Regions from separate parts of the Homo sapiens genome. Here region 2 is linked to region 1. The links are chromatin loops, found by intact Hi-C in ENCODE. Cell type or tissue: prostate gland. All regions are shown on one strand. Each heading gives the region's core, and the rest is flanking DNA. Links, peaks and the distances in the headings are about the cores only. Region 1 has its middle 160 kb from the start of INO80D-AS1. Region 2 overlaps NRP2 (neuropilin 2).

Evidence for each region. Hi-C counts contacts between places; a loop is a spot of excess contacts. Peaks named below come from ENCODE experiments on the same cell type or tissue, not always from the same donor. Only the 100,000 strongest peaks of a DNase experiment are listed, where the experiment ranks them.
Region 2: it touches region 1 in a loop (4-fold over the local background); 76 of 110 quality-filtered maps call a loop at or near these places.

Annotation. Positions count from the first base shown.
Region 1 is chr2:205,922,809-205,928,185 of GRCh38, forward strand. No RefSeq gene overlaps it. Among named protein-coding and RNA genes, the nearest start is that of INO80D-AS1, 160 kb to the right of the region's middle. In prostate gland, for the core only: a CTCF peak has its summit at 3,198 (motif pointing left); a DNase peak (open chromatin) is centred at 3,213; H3K27ac peaks cover 389 bases.
Region 2 is chr2:205,764,567-205,769,943 of GRCh38, forward strand. It overlaps NRP2 (neuropilin 2), which reads left to right. Exons shown (of 17, transcript NM_003872.3): 14 at 908-1,004; 15 at 2,217-2,237. Among named protein-coding and RNA genes, the nearest start is that of NRP2, 85 kb to the left of the region's middle. In prostate gland, for the core only: a CTCF peak has its summit at 2,381 (motif pointing right); DNase peaks (open chromatin) are centred at 2,385, 4,004 and 4,431; H3K27ac peaks cover 2,445 bases.

The DNA.
Region 1 (5,377 bases), core at 311-5,310:
TGAAAAGAGAGAGAGACAGTTAAGGTCTTTTTTTTTCTTTTGAACAGCAAAGTACTCAACCAGGGAATGCTCTCTGCCCCCACATCATCCATCATATGATGCTGCACGTTTTCTGAGACCACCAACTGTGTATGAGTGTGGAATTTTTCCCTCAAGGAAAGTGGCTGAAACTCAGTCACATGAGACTCCTATAACTGTGCTGGACAGAGCTGAGGAAAGATGGAAAGACACTCTGGGGAATGCTCTGCCTGGTGGGAGGGAAGGCGAGATGACCCAAGGGTGCTGAGCTCTTCAAGCCTCACATCTCTGATTCCATACACAGCATCCTGGAAGGGACACATCTCACCCAGCAGGTACACCATGGAAGGCATCCAAGGTCCCATGGGCCTTGGGGACCGGGCACCACTTTAAGGCATGTCTGGCTCCTCACCAGCATGGCGGGCCCTGCTGACTGAGGCATAGGGAGGCCACACGGGCTTCTGCCTGGCACAGCCAGGACCACCCTAGGCACCAGGATGCTCAGAGCCCACCCCTTGGCATGCTGCCCAAGCTGATGGATTGCATCCTGTCAGGATATTGATCCTGATGAACTAGGAGACCCTTGGCTATGATTAAATGAACCTGAGCATAAAAAAAGTCATGAGCTATAGATGATACCCTGCCACTTGGGAGACATTGCCAGAAAATCAACTCCAAACAGCTCTAATGGAATGTGATCGAGACTTTAAGCATCTAGGGAGCGGGGTGAGAGGAAGTTCTTCACAGCCAGAGATGCCTTCCAGAGTCTGGAAGGCCCATTCACTCGGCCTGCAAACCCTGAGTCTGTGTGCCTACGGGCAGTGCTTGAGTCCTTCCAGACCCAAGGCTGAGCCCGAAGAAACGGAAGGGCCCCTCAATAGCTTCCAGCCATGGGAAAGACTTGTGCAGAAGTGGATAGGGAGGTGGATAATGTGGCATGGCTCTTCGGTGGGATCTGAAAACCTGAATGAAGCTGCATCAATGCAGTTTTCAGGATGTGTCTTCACTGAGGGCAGGTTCTGCGTCTAACTCACCTTTCTCTTCCCCACATCAGATATTCCACCCGACAACACGCTTCCATTCTCACTGAACCCAGTGAAGCTAGTGGGCAGAGTCCAGTGCCCTCAGTCACTCAGTGTGCCTCCAGCTGACACCCCTGAGCATGTACTGTGTGCCAGGAAGACCTCGGAGCTCTGCCCTATGGAGCCCCCATGCTGGGAGGAAGAACAGGGAAAACACAGCGAGGCCACGGCTAGGAAAGTTACAATGCAGCGTGATGGACACAACGACAGAAGAGCCCCACTCCACACCCAGGCAGGGAGAGAGGTCAGCTGAGGAAGATTCTTGGGGGCCCAGTTGTGATTCTAGGAGAAGAGAGCGAGCTCCTGGGCCTGGGGGAGCGGGATGACAGCCACAGGGGTTAGAGCTTATAAGACTTGTGATTGGTTTTCTTCACAAAAATCACAACAGGATGAGAAGCAGAGGAGTGACACCATCACATCCACATTTAGCAAGTTCTTTTTTTTTTTTTTTAGATTGAGTCTTGCTCTGTCACCCAGACTGGAGTGCAGTGGTGTGATCTCTTCTCACTGCAACTTCTGCCTCCCAGCTCAAGTGATTCTCCTGCCCCAGCCTCCCGAGTAGCTGGGATTACAGGTGCATGCCACCACACCCAGCTGATTTAGCAAGTTCTTTCTGACTGCATTTGGGGACGGGATGGAAGGATGGCAGAGGGAGGAGCCTGGAGGCAAGGAAAGCAGGTGGGGGGTGCCCACCTGGGGGGCTGTGGGGAGGTGGGGAAGGGGTACAGATGGAAAGCTCTGTATTGACTGTATTCCCTACTGGCTGTGAGGAATAAAGGAGGAGAAGGAGGCAAGGGTGGCGCCCTGGGTCTGCCTTGGAAGCCTGGTAGCAAATGGTATCATGGGTGAGGTAGGAAATTCAGGAGCAGGGCAATGGAGAAGAAAACTGCACCAACTCAGGTCAGAGCATGCTGAGCTTGAAATACTCCCGGGAGGACTCTGTGGAATGGCGCCGTGGGCGGCTGACCTCTGGATCCAGAGCCCTGGACAGAGGCGGGAAGTGGGCCGGGATCTAGGAACCAGCAGGGGAAGCTGACACCTGGTAGTCAATGTTCTCCAGAGAAAGCACACGGGGTTATTTAAAACAAGCACCACAGCAAAAGAATAAATTGGTATGGCTAAAACCCAGGAAACACCCACGTTTAAGAAAAAGTAGAAAGGGAAAAAAAATCCACAAAGGAGACGTTTTAAAAGCCTGAGAAAGAGAATAAAAACCAGGAGAGACTGATGGCATGAAAACAAAGGGGGCCGGGCGCGGTGGCTCACGCCTGTAATCCTAGCACTTTGGGAGCCCGAGGCGAACGGATCGCTTGAGCCCAGGAGTTTGAGATCAGCCTGTGCAACATGATGAAACCCCATCTCTACCAAAAATACAAAAATTTGCTAGTTGGTAGGCCACTTGGGAGGCTGAGGTGGGACGATCGCTGGAGCCCAGGAGGTCAAGGCTGCAGTGAGCCGTGATCACACCACTGCACTCCAGCCTGGGCGGCAGAATGTAAGACCCTGTTGAAAAGAGAGAGAGACCTCAAGGACATTGAGTCTGATTTGATCTTCACAGCAGCGTTATCGTTCCCATTTTACAGAGAAAAGCTGAGGTCCAGAGAGCCAAGGAGATTAAGCAACCTGCACACTCTCTTACTTTAGAAAACAGGCTCACGTCATCTTCCCATAGCTGCCTCCCACGGGCTCTTAAGTAAGTCCCTTCCTTCCCTTCCTTCCTTCCCTTCCTTCCCTTTCTTTCTTTCTTTCATAGAAACCTCCTCTTCGTGGTAAAAATAAGTAACCGGGATAGAGTATTCCACACTAATGTTAAGAAATGAACTGAAGAGATTTCAGGCCTTGGGGGAAGACCAACATTTGTTTAAATCCTTCAGGCCAGCCCCAGCCCATGCCCTCCACAATCCTGGAGGCTCATCCCTGACAGGTCTACAGGGGTGAGAGTCTGAGAGAAGGGTGGAAACACGGTAGCCCGAGAGACACCCAGAGGGCTGTGTGGGCTACGCGACTTCCCGCGTGGGTGGAGGGGTCGGGCAGGGTCCCTCCCGGTCCGGGGCCGCTTCTCGAGACAGCCGGGCATCCTCCCTCCCGTGAGCGAGCCTGGAGCGCCACCTAGTGCCCGCCAGCAACATGAACACACGCCAAGGAGCGCTGCCAGCGACAGGAGCTGGGCTCCCGGTGTTTGCTCCGTGGTGCTTCTGTCCGAGAGACCCTGGAACATTCTCAAGTTGTGCGTCTCTCAAATCTTCAGTCTAGTGTGGCCAGTTCCGATGATCTGAAAGGTTTTCCAAAGAGATCTTCTGTGGCCTGAGCACCGGGAATGAGGACAACAGCGGGGAAAAATAACAACTACAAGAGTGACCAAAACCCTTAAAAGGCTGAGACAGATGGACAGCCCTGGAAGAGAAACCCAGTGTCTCAGGGAGAGCTAATAAAAAACTTAAAGAGAAGCAAACATCAACCTTGAAAGCAGCCGCCTTAAGCATTAATACCAGACATGCTGAGTGATATATCCGATGGACAAAATTATTTTCCCATGAAAAAAGGGAGAAGCGAGAGGAAAGGAAAGGGAAAAGACATATGCATGTCCATGAGGGAGTTTTTAAAGGGTAATAACAATACAGAAAGAGAAAAGTGCATGGTCCTTTGTAGAAATGGGGATGGGGCTGCTTGATTTAGGATTCACCTGATGTGGGAATGATGGAATTTCGCTCTGCACCCGGCATAAGAGTAAATCAGTCCTGAAATGTACCAGAGAAACCAACAAACACAACATTACCTTCTCCTGCATCTCTCATGGAAAGTGTCCCGAAGAGGCTCAGCAGAATGGAATTGAGCTGAGCTGCGATGAGAAGGCATATACACTATAAAGAAACATTCTATATAGAAGCAATCAATCCAAGGTGATTCATGCAATCAGCCAGTCAGAGGTGTAAATCCCACGGGGTGCATGAGGTATGCCACAGCCTGGATGCCTATTTTCTGGGGGCAATGAATGAATGGATTTCTCCCTCCTTCCCAGGCTCCAGTGCTTTTAGCAATTGGCACTGTGGCAGGATTTATACCATGGTTCTTGTAAATTGTACCTTCTCTCTCTCCTTTTCAAAGATTTCTTTCAATAAAATGCAGATGGAATTGTTGGAGAGCTGCTTTTCATGTGTTTATAGGTTACTTCTGCTCGGTTGCTTGTGCAGGTGCGTGTCTCTAGGCCTCTTTGTTTTTTATTTTCTCTGCCTATTAGGGAAATGGAAACATATGGATTCCTTGTTTGGGCCCAGCGGACCTTATAGAATAGGATCCCTGTTGCCTTCCTCACACATCTTCCTGTAATCACATGTCTCTGAATTAGCCTCTTAATCTCCCAGTGGAAAAGCCGTAATACAGGGAAATACAATAAAATGCATATGCATTCTGAATGCCAAAGCATTTACAAAGTAGATGGGAATGTGGTCATTTATACAACTGTGTAAGGACAGTCTTAGCTGGCATTGGTTACAATATGAATAAAGAAGTAGACATTCAAAATGGCAGACATATCTGGTGGTCCAGCAAGCTAATATTTTCAAGTCTAGCTAGGAGAAAAGAAAAAATAGTACTGAAGTGCAAAGAAACTGGAGGCTTGGATTTGGATCTGAAACTCCAACATAATCATTTCCAGGTTACATGAGCAGTTTAATGCAGAGATTTCATGACTTTTCTTCACCTGGAAGATGAAGAATCTAGAAACATATGTGGAGTGTTCTCAGAAATGCATAGAAACAAATGGTGAAGGCCTGCTATAGGTAATATCCCCATGTTTTAATTCCCATTGTAAATAAAGATCCCATTTACTGAAGGCGGCATATGTTTTATTAATATGCCCCACTACGGCCCTTTAGGAAGAGGCAATAAGCAAATGTTCACCCAAGAGGCTGTCCACCATCCCCAGCAGAGTGCTTATTAAGACTAATAGGAACATACAGCATCTATGTTGCGAAAATTTCAGGAAAAGAAAAGCCCTCAGCTAGAGATGGTTGTTTTGCAGTCCTTCTTCCAAATCACTATAAGGACAGCCTGGCCTCATCAGGAAGGTGAGGAGGTAAAGCGCACAGACGACCATCTCCACCATGCCTGGACAAAAAGACAGATGTATCCTGTGAGGTCTCAAGCTGGCAGTGTTATGCGATTGGGAAGCCCCAAATGATGTACAGAGGTTCAGACCAAGATGCGGCTCAGTCCCCCTGTGCTTCTCTGAACCTTTTGGAAACACTGCCAAAGTGGCAGGTGATGAAGTCACACTC
Region 2 (5,377 bases), core at 68-5,067, 160 kb before region 1:
GCATTAACCTTCTCCTCCCCAGACGAGGAGCAGCAACAGATGGCTGGTGCAGCAGCCAACTGCTCACCCAGCTTGCCAGAGGACATGTGCTAGTTTGCAGAGAGGAACCTGGGGAGGGCGAGCATGAGAAATGACTGAAGACCACAGAGCCGAGGGGCTTCTGTGTACAGCCTGCAGTCCCTGTCCCTTGAGGTTGCAAGGCATCCTGAGACCTTCCCCACCCCCATCTGGGTTCCCACTTACTCACCTGAGTGTGTTGTATTGTAACTACCTGTTTGCATTTGTGTCTCAGCCATTAGATGGGTGAGCTTCTCTGGGCAGAGATCTTGTCTTACTAGGTTTTGTTACTATCCTTATGTCCAGGGCATAGTAGGTGCTCAGTAAATGGCTGGTGAAAAAACAAATTCTTTTCCTCCTAGTTGTAATAATGAAGCCCTAAGGCAACTTATAATAAGGAGCACAAATCAAAACCTATGTGCTGTATTTCTCACATTACCCCCACCTACTTGTGTCTTCTGAGTTTTCAAATACCTGGATTGGGCATTTGAAAGATTTATGAGACAGGAACCTCGAAAATAGTGAGGGAAGTTTCAACCCCCCTTTCAATAGTCTCTGATTATGGCCCTTTTAATCAATACATTCTAGTTACTGGACAACAATATCCACCCCCTTGTTATATTTTCTTATCCCCTTAAATATGCGTTTGATTTGAACAAACTCATTTTGAATTAAGATTTCAAGAGCTGTAGCCATGTGGTCAACAGATGTGTACCAGGTGCAATAACACACACACACACACACATACACACACACGCTTTAAGCTGCAGCTAACAGAAACTTGGAAATCCTTGCACCGTTTGGACTAGGAGACTCAGTTAACCATGGCTCTTATTCTTCCGGCTTCTAGATTGTGTTCGAGGGAGTGATAGGGAAAGGACGTTCCGGAGAGATTGCCATTGATGACATTCGGATAAGCACTGATGTCCCACTGGAGAACTGCATGGGTATGTGAATATCTGTCTCTTCATGGTTCTTTCAAATAAGACCCCAAGGGCTGGGATAAGCAAGAGGAGGCAGGACACCATTTTCCAATGCAGTCGTTACCCAGTGGGTGGGGCAGCCACAGTCTCTGCAAGGTAAGGTGTGGGTGTAGTTGTGTCTTAGGCTGGGTTCAGGGTGGGAAGGGGTGTGAGGTAAGGGGACGGCTTATATCCCTGTTCCCAATCAGAAATAGACATGCACTAAGTACATAGAGGTTCAGGGTGCCAAGACCCCCTCAGCAAACCCCAGCTTTTAGCAAAGAAAATGCTAGAGGACGAGAGCAACTGCCAGTCAAAATTATATGCTGGAAAGGTTTGATGGATTTAATGGAAGCCTTCACTGGTGAGCAAAAATAGTACATATGTTATGTAAGAGTGATAACACAATTACCTGAGTAGTTATTTTACATGAATGAATTGCAGAGCAAACTGTGGCATTTGAAGTAAGATTTCAGATTTTTCTTTAAAACGAATACCTCTAATGCCCAAGATCCCAAAGTTGTTGTAGGATTAAACATTGCAGGCCAGGTGACTGGCACGAGAAGGATATCATAACCATCATCTTGGTCAAAAGCACCTGAACAGCCAGTCCACCTGAGAGGCACGCATTTTCTTCAGGGTCTCCTGCTGCAGATGAGGTCACCCTGGCTGTGTCCCATCAGAGCCATGGACATTTCCCAAACCAAGAAAGGAACCCTGAGAAGGCATGAGGGTTGCTTTCAGTCAGCAGAGTGGCTGCAGTAACTCACCAACTGCCTTTCTTGGCACACGACCCCTGGTGTGTGTGTGCTTGATGATGTCAGAAGCACCTGGGACCACCCCAGTCCCTCCGGGCAACTCTCAGGCCCCAGGCATCTAAAAGTAATCCAGGCTCTGAGAAAGTAATCAGCAGTAAGTAACTGATTACAATACTTTAGGGACCCATTTCTTGATGAAGGACTTTTTGTTCCAAAGCAACTTTGAGAATCCCCCCTCCTCCGCCATCACCACCCCATGATGATGATGTGTTAGAGCCAGCCTAGAACATGTGGAAGATGGGGGGCCCTCTCCATGGAGTGGTACAAAAAAACCGAGTGCAGTCATGTTTATCATCATATTCATCCAATTATTCACTCTATGTTCACCCAATTGTTTCTTGCCTTTAACTAAGTCCAATTTTTTGTTTGTTTTTTTCAGAACCCATCTCGGCTTTTGCAGGTGAGAATTTTAAAGGTAAAAAAAAATTTTTTTTTTGCATGCTTTTTCCTTCCCCCATGTGATGTGAATTTGATGGGGGGAATCAACCTCCAAATTTGTCAAATCTCGCAAGAGAAAAGAGACGCCACACCTTCCTGCCGCTAGATGGCACTAGCAACACCTGTAGATGCGGGAAGGGGATTGAGAGCCTCACTGTCTCTTGTTTAATTAAAGTTTAGAAACCTATTAATAGAGACAAATAGGTTACAGATAAACCTTTCAGCCTTGCATTGTCCAACGGGGAGCAATGAGGCTGAAAATGCAGGGGTGGTGAGAAAGGAGAGACTGTGGGAAGACTGAACCAAAAAAAAAAAAAAATCAGTATAAATTAAAAGTGAAATGAGGTGGCAATGATTTATTTTAGCCTGAAGATGGTTTCTTTCCAGTTCCAGGGTACCAAGGCAGCGGTTTCAGTTAACCACAGAGCCGAGGGGCTTCTGTGTACAGCCTGCAGTCAGTACCTGCAGTCACCATACCTCAGTGAGGTACGGTGGCAGGCTGCTTGTAAGAGAAGGAAGTTAGGAAAGAGACACAGAAGTGGTGGCCTCAGGAGAAAGAGTTGCCACATTTAGGACCCGGTGTCCAGTCAAGGGAATAAGGAGGTGCATTCGATGACTGGAGCTAGAGCACTTTAAATGCAGGACTGAAAATCAGAAAGGACGTGTTCTCCCCCGAGAAAGCAGAGAGAGCAGAGCAAAGTGAGAAGAATTGGGGATGCTTGCCTCATCCAGGTTATAAAAAAAAAAAAAGGCCTCCAGCCTTGGGTGATGGCAATGTTGTTTGTGCTGTTACAATGCAGCAGATTTTACATTTTGCCCTCTTTGCAAACCTATTAGCGGACACTGCTGAAGTTCCCACACCGGTTTCTAATGCCAAACATTTAGGAGCCACTCTAAATGCGTCACTGCAGTTGGCCTGAGTGTAAAAGCACACACAAAAACACCCTCACCAAATGATGGGGGTTCTTCATGACCTGTTTGATGCCAGCAATTGTGAGGATTGCTGTGCCCTCTTTGTACTGGCTGGGCTTACCCCTACAAGTGGCAGCATTGCAGAGATAAGGGCAGCCATTTTTATATCTGCCGTCTAGACTCGTTATCTTCACTCTCATTAATCTGTCCAGCTCTGGGCTAGAAAGAGATGAATTCCTGGTTTGCCACCTAGATATGCTCCCTGACTCCAAATCATCTCACCCAATTTGCCACTCATCAGCTCTAAGACAGCCAGTGAGGAACAAAGCTGCAGACGACAGGGGAATGACAGACCGACATAGAATATATTGCCTTTCTTACCCTTCCTCGTGTCCCTGAACCCCATGCCCACTCCCTGTACCACAGTTCTAAAAGTATTAAGAGTATTCATGTGCATACACTGGTGCTCTCTGGGGGTGAGGTTTATGTTAATGTAAATCCAAAGTATTGGAGGAAAGCTGAGAGCCAAACTGAACGACTTTGGATTACAGTCGAATTCGAGTTCTAACCTTCAGGACCCAAGGTAATGCTTATGTTGGTGAAGTGAAAGCTGTGGATGTTGTTTCGCCTGACTCTCTTTGGGTTGTGGAGACTCACAGCTCCCAGAAAGGCTGGGTAAAGACGTGCCAGCAGCTGCTGCAGACACTGTTCTGTGTGCACACCGTGTCGGGCCATGACTGACAAGTACAGTGGCTAAGTGCTAAGTGCTTCACTTCCGTAAGAGAATAAGCAGACCAGGGCACGTACACTCTCCTTGAAACTGTGCTTACCATGAGGCTTCACAGGCCAGTCATGCTCTCTTGTAAAAAATATATACATAAAATCTCATCTGAGCAGCAGTGCTCATTTAGCCAAAATAAACACAGGGCTTAGTAACTTGAAGGTAAGAATTTCCAGGGTGCTCCTGGTGGGCCGCTTTGAGGCTAAGCAAAGGCAGTGCACAAGTTGCATGGATTAGGCCATGGCTTTCGTCCTGGAGGATGGCAAGCATCTTTGGGAAGAAGAAACCAAGGCTTGGGGAGCAGAGACTTGGCCAATGGACACAGTAAAGAGCAGAATCTGAATTGGGAATGGAGAATTTCATTCACCTTGGCACGTTTTACATGGAGATCTGAGTTGGTAACCAGATGAACCTAGTGCCATGGGTCTCTTCTTTCTGGCTGAGACCTGTTTGACCACAGCATGCAACTCTGCCTTGAGCAAACTTTTCTGTTTGAGAGAGGAGAGGACTGTGTGTTCCATCTAACCTAGTGACTCATATACTATTCCTCTTATGGTCAGGACAGCAGGAGTCCTCTCTTGATCCGGGCATAAAATCAGCCTTTTCACTCAAAAAATGGAAACAGAGAAATCAGGGGGCAGGCAAGGTATGGAAAGTTGATGTTGAAACACTGCCAACCATAGGCATTTACATTGTTATACATTTTTCAAATTAGAGTGTTTTTCTTTTCCCTTATAAATTAATCATGCAACAAAGGTAATCTCATTCTTTGGGAGCAATCACTGTACAGGTAAATCTTTAGTGAAATACAATAAAAGTGGCCTTTGGACCTGGAGTTATTAGATGGTCGCAATCTTTTATATTTGGAAGTATCTTTCATTTTCCGCCTCTTACTGATTTCTTGCCATGCAATATTATTTTAAATTTAAATCATCCTGTGTTTTCTGCTGTGTGTGTGTATATACATACATACACACACACACACACACACACACACACACACACAGACACATTGTGTGCCAGGATGTGAGTCAGTAATGAAGAAAAGCCTGGAAGAAAAAGAGATCTGTGTTGAGAAGGGAGAAAGAGAAGAAAGAATGAATAAACTGTGTTGTCATGTGATTTTTTAAAAAGACCCTTTTTTGTGGTTGTTATGAGTCACATTTTAAACAATGTAGCCTGGGTGTGCATTCTTTTCTTTTCTTTTTTAAAGCAGTGGCTATAAACATGGTGCCGTCATGTATCTTTTTCTAGGATTTGAGCTTTAACAAATGAAAAACCGTGTGTATAAAGGGGGGAAAAAGAACCGAAAAGTGGTGTAATTAAGGTGATGGATTATTTCCTCTTACCCAATACTTTCTTTTTTCAATAAAGGAAACAAGAACAATAAAGAAGCCAGTAAAAATATA